Linked DNA regions of Homo sapiens: region 1 is linked to region 2. A link is a contact called in ENCODE Hi-C or POLR2A ChIA-PET data. All regions are on one chromosome and are shown on one strand. The core of a region is the stretch at or near the end of the contact, and the rest is flanking DNA. Distances in the headings are between cores, read along the strand shown.

The links. A loop is a pair of places that touch in the nucleus more often than their neighbours do. ChIA-PET counts read pairs that join two places held with the same protein, here RNA polymerase II (POLR2A). Pooled maps may share reads with other maps.
Region 1: a pooled map shows a loop between it and region 2 (4-fold over the local background). The contact joins the enhancer-like site here to the promoter of CTRB1 in region 2. A Hi-C loop is called at or near these places in 2 of 50 pooled maps. POLR2A ChIA-PET finds 5 or more read pairs at or near these places in 5 of 52 experiments (Panc1, T-cell, WTC11 and 2 more).

Annotation. Positions count from the first base shown.
Region 1 is chr16:75,514,375-75,520,936 of GRCh38, forward strand. No RefSeq gene overlaps it. Among named protein-coding and RNA genes, the nearest start is that of CHST5, 18 kb to the right of the region's middle. RefSeq lists a silencer at 2,410-2,849. Within about 2 kb of position 3,042, at least 33 of the 41 ENCODE cell types and tissues checked have a DNase peak (open chromatin) inside an H3K27ac peak, as active enhancers do.
Region 2 is chr16:75,215,391-75,221,510 of GRCh38, forward strand. CTRB1 (chymotrypsinogen B1) reads left to right here and starts at 3,598. Exons shown (of 7, transcript NM_001906.6): 1 at 3,598-3,669. The coding sequence starts at 3,618. RefSeq lists an enhancer at 3,136-3,215.

The DNA of each region.
Region 1 (6,562 bases), core at 1,792-4,291, 300 kb after region 2:
CCATCATTCCAGCTAAAGACGGGATGCGGGTTGATATGGTCTGGCTCTGTGTCCGCACACAAATCTCATATTGAATTCTATTCCCATAATTCCCATGTGTTGTGCAAGGGACCTGGTGGGAGATAATTGAATCATGGCGGCGGTTCCTCCCCCATACTGCTCTCGTGGTAGTACATCTCAAGAGGTCTGATGGTTTTATCAGGGGTTTCTGATTTTGCATTTTCCTCATTCTCTCTTCGCCTGCTGCCATCCACGGAAGACAGGACTTGCTCCTCCTTGCCTTCCGCGATGAAGATTGTGAGGCTTCCCCAGCCGCATGGAACTGTAAGTCCAATTAAACCTCTTTCTTTTGTAAGTTGCCCAGTCTTAGGGATGTCTTTACCAGCAGCATGAAAATGGACTAATACACAGGTTATGTATTTACCACCAAATTCTCATCTATTTGGGGTCAAGGGCCACGCCTCCTATCTGCTTATACCTCCAGGTCAGAGCCTGCACTTGGCCAAATGTATACACATTGAATGAATGATCCGTGGTATCCAACACCTTGAAGTTATATATCCATAAAAATAATCTTAAACTTAAGTACACAATGCAGTTTAAAATTTTCAGAACAATTTCTGAGATCAAAACAATTCTCATGCATACAGATCCTCTACTTTGGTACATTAAAACTATCATCCTAAATCCACTTATCTCAATCTTTTCTTAATGAAATAAAAGTGAACTAAAAGCCAGAAGAGTCAACAGAATATTCAGTTCCAAAGTATCACCCCATATAGGACTGTTAATTAAGAGAGGGTTCAGGTACCCTTACAATGGAGAGAGCTGACAGACACCATCTTCACGAAAGGATCAAACTTGTCAACAAAGGTATAAACTGACATCTCTTAAGGTGATCCACTGACAAGTGTACATCACCTATGAAGGTGGCATTCTGAACAAAAAATCTGAATCTAATAATGAAGAAAATCAGAGGAAGCTAGATTGTAAACATTCTATGAAACAATTGGCATAGGCCAGGCATGGTGGCTCAAGCCTGTAATCCCAACACTTTGAAAGGCCGAGGTGGCTGGGTCACTTGAGATCAGGAGTTCCAGACCAGCCTAGCCAACATGGTGAAACCCTGTCTCTACTAAAAAAAAAAAAAAAAAATAGCTGGGCATGGTGTGCATGCCTGTAATCCCAGCTACTCGGGAGGCTGAGGCAGGAGAATGGTGTGAACCCAGGAGGTGGAGCTTGCAGTGAGCCGAGATCGAGCTACTGCACTGCAGCCTGGGAGACAGAGCGAGACTCCGCCTCAAAAAAAAAAGGCTGGGCGGGCAGGCTCACACCTGTAATCCCAACACTTTGGGAAGCCGAGGCAGGCAGATCACCTGAGGTTGGGAGTTGACGACCAACGTGACCAACATGGAGAAACCCCGTCTCTACTAAAAATACAAAATTAGCCAGGCGTGGTGGTGCATGCCTGTAATCCCAGGTACTCGGGAGCCTGTGACAGGAGAATCGCTTGAATCTAGGAGGGGGAGGTTGCAGTGAGCCGAGATCGCGCCATTGTACTCCAGCCTGGGCAACAAGAGCTAAACTCCGTCTCAAAAATAAATAAATAAGGAAACAAAAACAGATTAATCTGGTCCCAGTAGTGTCTCCAGATTGCACGAACATTTCATTTTTCACACAGGGTCACCAGAATACCATCAATTTTTTGGTATCACTGTCAAAAGTGATCCTAGCACCTTCTGAAATAACGTGAGCTGCCAGATTCTCATTTCAGGAATGACCACAAGCGAACATCTGCATCTGACCCCAACCTGCCTGATGACCTTACCCGCTACTTCACAATCCCGTCCAGGAAAATCCCTGGGCACATAACACTGCAAGTCCCAGGTGTCCGCTGAAGGGCGCCTGGCAGTCACTGCCCAGGGGATGAGAAATCACAGGTGCCTTGTTTGGAACTAGAGTCTGGAATCTCGTCCTCCTTCCCTCTGCTCTGGTCCCTCATTGTTTATGAAGACCTCAGTCCCCTCTGCTGGGAGCCCCACCTCCCCTTTCAGGGCCACGGGCCCCAGTCTTCTTGCCTTTCAAGGACCACACAAATAACTGTGCCTCCCCTCAAAGCTTTTCTCCTCCTTCCCAGGTGAAGTCCTCTCTCCTCCCTCCAGCTTTCAGGGCACGGAGCGTTCTTTCTGGCATTGGAATTCTGAGCAACCCTCCTAGCAGGCCCAGCTCAAGCCGCAGCGGGGAGGAAGAGTTCAAAGGAAGCTATGCCAAAGATCTCGAAGGCTTAGTGGGAGACCCAGCAACAGGTGGCACCAGGTCTGGGAAAGAGACTCCTAGAAAGCGGAGCGGGTCTCGGAGGGGGTGGATTTGGCCCGAGGTGCCCGCGATCAGCGAACGAGCGCCCGCACGGAGGAGCCGGGCTGCAGCTCCCGGGCAAGGGGAGCGCGAGCTCTGACTCCTCAGCCGGGCCGGGCCGGGCCGCTCCGAGGCCCCTCGAAGGAGGCCGGGCGCCGTGGGGCAACCCAGGCAGGGCGCGGACCACCGCCTCCCGGGCTCGTGGGGTGCAGCTCTGAACCTGAGGCGCTCGGAAGCTCAAGGCCAAGACCCGCTCGGGTGGTGGCCGAGCGCCCTCCAGCCCCGGGTCCACCTGCGGCCGCTCCCTGCACCTCACGCCCAGCGGGGCTCCGGGGACCTGCCTCAGGGACCGGCGAGGAAGTGACGGGTAAAGGGGTCCGGGAGAGCAAAGGGACCCCCCTCCGGGAGGACAGCGCCCACCCAGCAGGTCAGCGGCACACCGGGGACGCCGCCCGGACTCGGGGCGCCCATAACCCGGCCCACCCGCCGCTGCTGTCGCTTCCCTAGAGCTCCATCCGGTCGCCATTCACCACTGAGTTAAGGGACCAGCTACCGAAGGGCAGCAGCGGCCAGCCACCAGCCCCCTCGCCGCCTCAGCGTCACTCCACCCGAGACCCTCTTCCTCCAATCCCAACGGCGCTGCCAAGTGACCGTTCCCTCCTCCAATGAGAAGGCGCTCCAGCCGGCGGGGGCAGAGCCAGAGTTGTTCCCGCCCCTGAGGTTGCGCAGGGCTAGCACAGACCCACCCCCTCGGACGCGCGCTATCCTGGAGAAGCGGCCCCTGCCCGCGAACTGCGCGCTCTGCTCTGCCCTTCTCTGCAGCGCCCCCTGTAGGAAAGAAGGGAATTGCATGCGGCCCCCCCGCCCCCGGCCAGAGCTGTGGATTTACCAGGGATCTGGCAAAGCAGTGATCAGAACAGATTTGTAACGTTGTAGTATCTAGGTCTGGACCCCAATATTTACGAAGTCTTCATGAGTAGAATACGAACATTCTCAGGCCGGGTGCGGTGGCTCACGCCTGTACTCCCAGCACTCTGGGGGGAGGCCGAGGCGGGCGGATCACTTGAGGTCAGGAGTTTGAGACCATCCTGGCCAACATGGTGACACCCCGTCTCTTCCAAAAATACAAAAATTAGCCGGGCGTGGTGGTGCGCGCCTGTATCCTAGCTAGTCGGGAGGCTGAGGCAGGAGAATCGCTTGAATCCGGGAGGAGGAGGTTGCAGTGAGCCGAGATCGGGCCCCTGCACTCCAGCCTGGGCGACAGAGTGAGACTCTGTCTCAAAAAACAAAAAAAAAAAAAAAAAAAGAGAGAAAACAAAAAACAAGCAAAAAAAAATTCTCTATTTAAACCGGATAGTAAAAAGCCTATTTTTTTTTTTGAGACGGAGTCTTGCTCTGTCGCCCAGGCTGGAGTGCAGTGGTGCGATCTCGGCTCACTGTAAGCTCCGCCTCCCGGGTTCACGCCGTTCTCCTGCCTCAGCCTCCCAAGTAGCTGGGACTACTGGCGCCTGCCACCAGGCCCGGTTAATTTTTTGTATTTTTTTTTTTTTTTTTTTTTTTAGTAGAGACGGGCTTTCACCATGTTAGCCAGGATGGTCTCGATCTCCTGACCTTGTGATCCGCCCGCCTCGGCCTCCCAAAGTGCTGGGATTACAGGCGTGAGCCACCGCGCCCGGCCTTGTAAAAAACCTATTAAAAGGCTGGTGTGGGACCGGAATGGGAGGGAGGTTGGCCTGTGGATATATAGTCTCTGTACAGTGCAAAGTAGTTGTTTTTTGTTGTTGTTTTGAGACAGGGTCTAGCTCTGTCGCCCAGGCTGGAGTGCAGTGGCACGATCTTGGCTCACTGCAGCCTCTGCCTCAAGCAATTCTCATTCCTCAGCGTCCTGAGTAGCTGGGATTACAGGCATGCACCACCATGACCAGCTAATTCTCTAATTCTCTCTCTCACTGTCTCTCTCTCTCATGTGTGTGTGTGTGTGTGTGTGTGTGTGTGTCTAAGAATGGGGTCTCGGCTGGGCGCAGTGGCTCATACCTGTAATCCCAGCACTTTGGGAGGCCGAAGCTGGTGTATCACTTGAGGTCAGGAGTTCGAGACTAGCCTGGCCTACGTGGTGAAATCTCCTCTCTACTAAAAATACAAAAATTAGCTGGGCGTAGTGGTGCGCGCCTGTAGTCCCAGCTACTCAGGAGGCTGAGGCAGGAGAATCGCTTGAACCTGGGAGGTGGAGGTTGCAGTTGGCCAAGGTGGCACCATTGCACTCCAGCCTGGGCAACAGAGCAAAACTCTGTCTGATAAAAGAAAAGAAAAGAAAAGAAATTAAAAAAAGAATGGGGTCTCACTGTGTTACCCCAAGCTGATCTCGAACTTGTGCCTGAAACAATCCTCCCTGCCTGAGCTTCTCAAAGTGCTGAGATTACAAGCATGAGCCACCTTGCCCAGCTGCTACCGAGTTTTAAATACAATAAAAATTTAAAGACCTTCTATTCAATACAACAAAACTGGATCACACTTTTGACTCACCTCCCTTCAGAGATCCCGTTAAAATGTAGGCAGAGAAATTGTGAAAAGGAATAAGCAAGGTCAGGTGTGGTGGCTCAAGCCTGCAATCGCAGCACTTTAGGAGGCCAGGGCAGGAGGATCACTGGAGCCCAGGAGTTCGAGACTAGCCTGGGCAATATAGCAAGATCCCATCTCTACAAAAAATAGAAAAATTAGCCAGACGTGGTGGCATATGCCTGCAATCCCAGTTACTCAGGATGCTAAGGTAGGATGATTGCTTGAGCCTGGGAGGCGGAGACTGCAGTGAGCAGAGATGGTGCTCCTTAACTCCAGCCTGGGCAAGAGAGGGAAACCCTGTCTCAAAAAAAATTTTTTTTTAAGTAAACTGGGTAATTTATAAAGAACAGAAATTTACTTTCTCATGGTTCTGGAGGCTGGGAGGTCCACGATATAGGCGCCTGTAGGTTGCGTATCTGGAAAGGGCCTGTGCCTCACTGCTGGCACTACCTATGGGTCCTCACATGGAGGAAGAAAGTGAACCCATTCTCTCAAGCCTCCCCCGACCTTTTTTTTTTCTTTGAGACAGAGTCTCACTCTCTGGCCCAGGCTAGAGTGTAGTGGCACGTTCTCGGCTCACTGCAACCTCTACCTCCCGGGTTCAAGCGATTCTCCCGCCTCAGCCTCCCGAGTAGCCAGGACTACAGGCACCTGCCACCACGCCCAGCTAATTTTTGTATTTTTAGTAGAGGGGGGTTTCACCATGTTGGCCAGGCCAGCTTTGAACTCCTGGCCTCAGGTGATCCACCCGCCTTGGGCTTCCGAAGTGCTGGGATTACAGGCATGAGCCAACATGCCCGGCCTATTAGTGTTCTCTCTTGAAGCCTCTGTTTAGGAAGCTTCCTTATGCAGGTTCCCTACCACTACAATTGACGTTTTGTATCAACCAAGAAACCTAAATAAAATAAAAATAGGAAGTATAAAAAAGGTCATGAAATACTGACCTTTAACCATGCTGTCTTTTTGGTACATTTCCTAGACTAGCAGAGTCTATTAGAAGTGGAAGAAACTGCTGGGCGTAGTGGCTCATGCCTGTAATCCCAGCACTTTGGGAGGCTGAGGCGGGTGGATCATTTGAGGTCAGGAGTTCGAGACCAGCCATGGCCAACATGGTGAAACCCTGTCTCTACTAAATATACAAAAAAATTAGCTGAGCCTGGTGGCATGCACCTGTAATCCCAGCTACTCGGGAGACTGAGGCAGGAGAATTACTTGAACCCGGGAGGTGGAGGTTGCAGTGACCTGAGATCGTGCCATTGCACTCCACTGCACTTCAGCCTGGGTGAAAAAGTGAGACACTGTCTCAAAAAAAAACAAAAAACAAAAAAAAGGCCAGGCATGGTGGCTCACTCCTGTAATCCCAGTACTTTGGGAGGCCAAGGCAGGTGGATCACTTGAGGTTAGGAGTTTGAGACCAGCCTGGTCTTGAAATACAAAAAAATTAGCCAGGTGGTGGCAGGCACCTGTAATCCCAGCCACTCAGGAGGCTGAGGCAGGAGAATCACTTGAGCCTGGGAGGCAGAGTTTGCAGTCAGCCGAAATCGCGCCACTGCACTCCAGTCTGGGCAATAGAGCCAGACTCAGTCTCAAAAAAAAAAAAAAAAAAAAAAAAAGCCAGGCACAATGGCTCACGCCTGTAATCCCAGAA
Region 2 (6,120 bases), core at 2,348-4,847:
AGGAGGCTGAGGCAGGAGAATGGGGTGAATCTGGGAGGTGGAGGTTGCAGTTGAGCCGAGATCATGCCACTGCACTCCAGCCTGGGCGACAGAGTGAGACTCTGTTTCAAGAATAAAGTAAATAAAGATGAGACACTCCAAGTCAGCCAGGCGTGGTGGCTCACAAAAAAGTTTTTCAAAAAAAGGTTTCATATAAATGGAATCATGCAATAATTGTCTTTGTATTGCTTATTTTCAGGTAGCAGACATCATTTTAGATTCGGCTGGGTGTGGTGGCTCACGCCTGTAATCCCAGCATTTTGGGAGGCCGAGGCGGGTGGTTCACAAAGTCAAGAGATTTTGAGACCATCCTGGCCAACATGGTGAAACCCGTCTCTACTAAAAATACAAAATTAGGTGGGTGTGGTGGCAGATCCCTGTAATCCCAGCTGCTCCGGAGGCTGAGGCAGGAGAATTGTTTGAACCCGGGAGCCGGAGGTTGCAGGGAGCCAAGATTGCACCACTGCACTCCAGCCTGGGCAACAAGAGCAAAACTCTGTCTCAAAAAAAAAAAATCCATCTTTTGGCGTATATCAGTACCTGATTCATTTTGTTTTGTTTTTGTGTTTGTGTTTGAGACAGGGTCTCGCCCTGTTGCCCAGGCTGGAATGCAGTGGCACAGACACAGCTCACTTCAGCCTTGACCACCTGCGCTCAAGCGATCTTCCTGCCTCAGACTCCCATGTAGCTGGGACCACAGGCACATACCACCACACCCAGCTGATTTAAGAAAAAAATTTTTGTAGAGACGGGGTGTTTGTTGCCAAGGCTGGTCCTCAAACTCCTGGCCTCCCACAGTGCAGGGATTACAGGTGTGAGCCCCCACACCAGGCCTGCTTCATTCCTTCTTATGACTGAATAATAGTCCTGTGGAGAGCTCATGTCTTACTCATTCCTCTGCTGATGAACAACAGGGGTGATTTCTGTCTTTTGGCTGTTGGGAATAGTGCTGCTGTGAACACTGGTGTGCGAGTGTCTGCTTAAGTCCTTTTATTTAGGGGGAGTGGAATTGTCAGGTCATGAGGTAACTCTGTTTATTTTGTGGAATTGCCAAACTGTTTTCTTTGCACTTCTTTTTACTCTTTTTTTTGAGACAAGGCCTTGCTCCGCTGCCTAGGCTGGATCTCGGCTCACTGCAGCCTCGATCTCCCAGGCTCAAGTTATCCTCCTACTTCATCCTCTTGAGTAGCCGGGACTATGCCACCACGCCACCATGCCCAGCTAATGTTGTTTTTTTTAAATTTTTTTGTAGAGATGGGGTCTCACTTTGTTGCCCAGGCTGGTGTTGGACTCCTTGGCTTAAGTGATCCTCCCACCTTGGCCTCCCACAGTGCCAAGATTCCAGGCGTGAGCCACTGTGCCCAGCCATGCCGAACTGTTTGCATAGCAGCTTCACCATTTTACATTCCCAGCAGCAATGTATGAGGGTTCCAGTTTTTCCACATCCCACACTTGTTATTTTCTGTTTCTTTAAATTGTAGCTATCAGCCTGGTGTGCTGGCTCACGCCTGTAATCCCAGCACTTTCGGAGGCCGAGGTGGCTGGATCGCTTGAGGTCAGGAGTTGGAGATCATCCTGGCCAACATGGCAAAACCCCATCTCTACTAAAAATACAAAAATTAGCTGGGCATGGTGGCAGACGCCTGTAATCCCAGCTACTTGGGGGGACTGAGGCAGGAGAATCGCTTCAACCTGGGAGGCAAAGGTTGCAGTGAGCTGAGGTCACACCCCTGCACTCCAGCCTAGGCGACAGAGCAAGACTCTGTCTCAGGGGAAAAAGAAAAAAAAAGGGTAACATGGTGATGTGAACTTTTGAAATTTTCTCTTTAGTATATAAGTTTAGTTTTGCTTTATAGTTGTGCATTCTCCAGCAGCGGTGGGAGTGGGGAGGGGATATTCTAAATGCCAAGGTGACCTGGCCCGCTGACCACAGAGCCCAAGGCCTTCCATGGAAACACCATCCACCCACTGTGTCTTACTTTCATACCCTCATCGTCCGGAAATGCAGTACAGCCTGTCCTGTCCAGCCTTGCCCCAGGTGACTGTGGTCACTATATTACATGCTCATCTGTGTCGTGTGTGTCTGTCATGAGCGTCTCAGGCCCATAAGGGCAGGGATGCTGCGGGCTCTGTCCCCTGAATATCTGCCCACAGGGTGCTGAGGATCCCTTGGCCTTCACTTTCTGCCCAGTCACCGACCTGTCACCCACACCTGTCTTTCCTCCTTGTTTTGTGACAATGAAAAAAGTTTTTCTGCTTCCTCAAAATTTATTTTCAGACAGGCGCAGTGACTCACGCCTGTAATTTCAGCACTTTAGGAGGCCAAGGCCACAGGATCACCTGAGGCCGGGAGCTCAAGAGGAGCCTGGCCAACGTGGTAAAACCCTGTCTCTACTAAAAATACAACAATTGGCCAAGTGCGGTGGCTAACGCCTGTAATCCCAGCACTTTGGGAGGCCGAGGAAGGTGGATCACCCGAGATCAGGAGTTTGGGACCAGCCTGGCCAACATGGTGAAACCCCGTCTCTACTAAAAATATAAAAATTAGCCAGGTTTGGTGCTATGCCTGTAATCCCAGCTACTCAAGAGGCTGAGGTGGGAGAATTGCTTGAACCTGGGAGGTGGAGGCTGCAGTGAGCCAAGATTGTGCCACTGCACTCCAGCCTAGGCAGCAGAGCAAGACCCCATCTCAAAAAAAAAAAAAAATAGCTGGGTGTGGTGGGCACCTGTAATCCCAGCTACTTGGGAGGCTGAGGCAGGAGAATCAGTTGAACCCGGGAAGAGGAGGCTGCAGTGAGCTGAAATTGCGCCACTGCACTCCGGCCTGGGTGACAGAGTGAGACTCCATCTTAAAAAGTTTGTTTTCTGTGTCATTTTATGGTGCGGAATCCAAGTTCCATTTTGTAAGAAACTGAAACTTTATGAAATGATTAGTTCCTTATATCATGAGTCATTGCAGAAAAAGTGAATTCTGTTGGGTTCTACAGCACAGGTGGGACGCGTGTCAGTGGCTTTGCCCACCTGTTACGGCCACCAGCGGGTTGGTCCTTGTCACCCAGACCCTCGCCACAGTCAGAAGTGGCTTGGCTTCACTGGTGACTTGCAGTGACACTCTGGAGAATCCACGATGCCCTGAGTCACCCTTTGCTTCTAGGACAGTGTTAGGCGGAAACACCCTTCACTGAGAGCCTGAGTTCCCGGAGACCTGGTTCCATGACAGCAGCTGGTCCTCCACGAGCCCTGGGGTGGAACTGCCTCCACTTCCCCTCTGGGAACAGAAGAGCCTGGTGCCGTCTCCTGGCAGGGATACTGCAGCTCACAGCTGGCTCTGTGGGATCATGTCCCCAAGGCTGACCGGTGATGTCAGCGCAGCTGCCCCTTTCCCAGGGACTGGGGTTGTCTGGTAGAGAGCCAGGCGGGGCTCTGTCTCCACTTATTGCCCAAGGTCCCTGGGTAACAGGGAGGGTGGGCTCAGGCCTCCCTGGCTGGGGGAGCGGGGGGGGCTGGGCTCCCTGCCCCCCCAAGGTGGTAAAAGGGGCCCCGCAGCTGGCAGGCCCCACACCTTCTGAGGCAGCGGCATGGCTTCCCTCTGGCTCCTCTCCTGCTTCTCCCTTGTGGGGGCCGCCTTTGGTGAGTGCTGGTGCCCGAGGGGTCTGTCCTGAGGGAGCCCTGAGCCTGGCTGAGAGGGGGATCTGAGTCCCCTGCTCTGCCCCCTGGGGCCTCATCCCCAGCACAGGTAACCTGAGGGCTCAGGAGAGGGTGCATTCTGGGGCTTTCTGAGCCCACACAACCTGCTCCAGGAGTGGGAAGGACGATGCTGGTCTCTGCCATGGTCTGAGGCTCCAGAAGTGGCTGGGGTGGGGGTGCCTTGTGCAGGGTAAGGTGTGGCCCCAGGAGACCTCCCAAGGCCTCCACCGGGGTTTTTATTGTGCTGGGTACTTGTCAAGCATTTTCTTCCTTTCTTTCTTTTTTTTTTTTCGAGACAGAATTTCACTCCTATTGCCGAGGCTGGAGTGCAATGGTGCAATCTCCACTTACTGCAACCTCCATCTCCTGGGTTCAAATGATCTTCCTGCCTCAGCTTCCCGAGCAGCTGGGACTACAGGCATGGACCACCAACCCTGGCTAATTTTTAGTAGAGACGGGCTTTCACCACGTTGGCCAGGCTGGTCTTGAACTCCTGACCTCAGGTGATGCCCCCGCCTCGGCCTCCCAAAGTGCTGGGATTACAGGCATGAGCTACTGTGCCCAGCCGTGTTTTCTATTTTTTAAAAGAGAAATAGTAAAAGAAAATACAGAAAAGAATATGACATCCTTGTATCTACTGTCAGAATTCAGCAAATCTTTTTGCACATTTGCTTCAGATATTTCTAAAACAGATTGTACTCAGGCTTCCCTTTTCTCCCTCCTTCCCTCTCTGGAATGTGAGCTTGATTCTGAACTTTCTATGAATAATTGCAGTGTGAGCTTATACAATTGTACTACATATTTTTATACATCTATACATAAGGTTTCAAAAAGGTTACATCAATGGAACGGTATTCTATCCTGTTTTTGGTTTTGGTTTTGGTTTTGGTTTTGAGACAGGGTCTCACTCTGTCACCCAGGCTGGAGTGCAGTAGTGTGAGTTTGCAGCCTCAAACTCAAGGGCTCGAGTGATCCTCCCACTATAGCCTCCCGAGTAGCTGGCGCTACAGGCACGCTAAGTTTAAAAACTTGTTTTGTTTTGTAGAGATGGAGGTTTTTTTTGTTATTTTTTTTTCTTTTCTTTGAGACAGAGTTTCACTCTTGTCACCCAGGCTGGAGTGCAGTGGCGTGATCTTGGCTCACTGCAACCTCCGCCTCCTGGGTTCAAGCATTTCTCCTGCCTCAGCCTACTGAGTAGCTGGGATTACAGGCATGCATCACCACACCTGGCTAATTTTTGTATTTTTAATAGAGATGGGGTTTCACCATATTGGTCAGGCTGGTCTTGAACTCCTAACCTCCAGTGATCCGCCCACCTCAGCCTCCCAAAGTGATGGGATTACAGGCGTGAGCCCCCATGCCCGACCTGGGGTCTTATTATGTTGTCCAGGCTGGTCTCGAAATCCTGTGCTCGAGTGATCTGCTCACCTCAACCTCCCAGGGTGCTGGATTACAGGTGTGAGCCACTGTGCCTGGCTGATGTAACTAATACTCCATTCTACCTCCATTCTACAACAATGTGCTTTTTCCCTACTCAAATCTTCTCACTTCCTGCATGTTGACGTGGAGTTTCAGCTCATTCACCTGCATTTTTATAATGCGTGCTCTGTTGTGTGAGTATGCCACCATCTAGTTCTCTTATTTATTTATTTATTTTTTTAGATGGAGTTTCACACTTGTCGCCCTGGCTGGAGTGCAGTGGCATGATTTCGGCTCACTGCAACCTCCACCTCCCAGGTTCAAGCATTTCTCCTGCCTCAGCCTCCTGAGTAGCTGGAACTACAGGCATGAGCCACCACCCCAGCTAATTTTTGTATTTTTAGTAGAGACAGGGTTTCATCATATTGGCCAGGCTGGTCTTGAACTCCTGACCTTGTGATCCACCTGCCTCGGCCTTCCAACGTGCTCTTTCTCATTTTTTTGCTATTACAATACCAGTTTTTGATGCTCTGAAACGTCAGGGAGGCACCTTGCCTGCCTGTGTTCCTGTGGGCAGGAGACGCAGGGGCTGCCTTGTAAGCAGGCGAATATGACCCCAGAAGGGGACAGCTGGTCTGAGGGACGCGGGTGTGCTCAAATGTAAAGCCCAGTTTGTTGGGTTGGCCCGCGCACAGGAGTCGAGAATCTGGTCCTGACATAGCAGAGGCATGGTGGGCGTGTGTGGAACACCTGACTATTTTCATTGTTTTGTTTTCTGCTTCCAATGTGCCATTTTATGGTGTGGAAGTAAAGTCCAGCTGTGTTTGTTTTGATTTTTTCTTGAGATGGAGTTTGGCTCTGTCACCCAGGCTGGAGTGCAGTGGCACGATCTCAGCTTACTGCAACCTCTGTCCCCCAGGTTCAAGCGATTCTCCTGCCTCAGCCTCCCAAGTAGCTGGGATTGTAGGCCTGTGC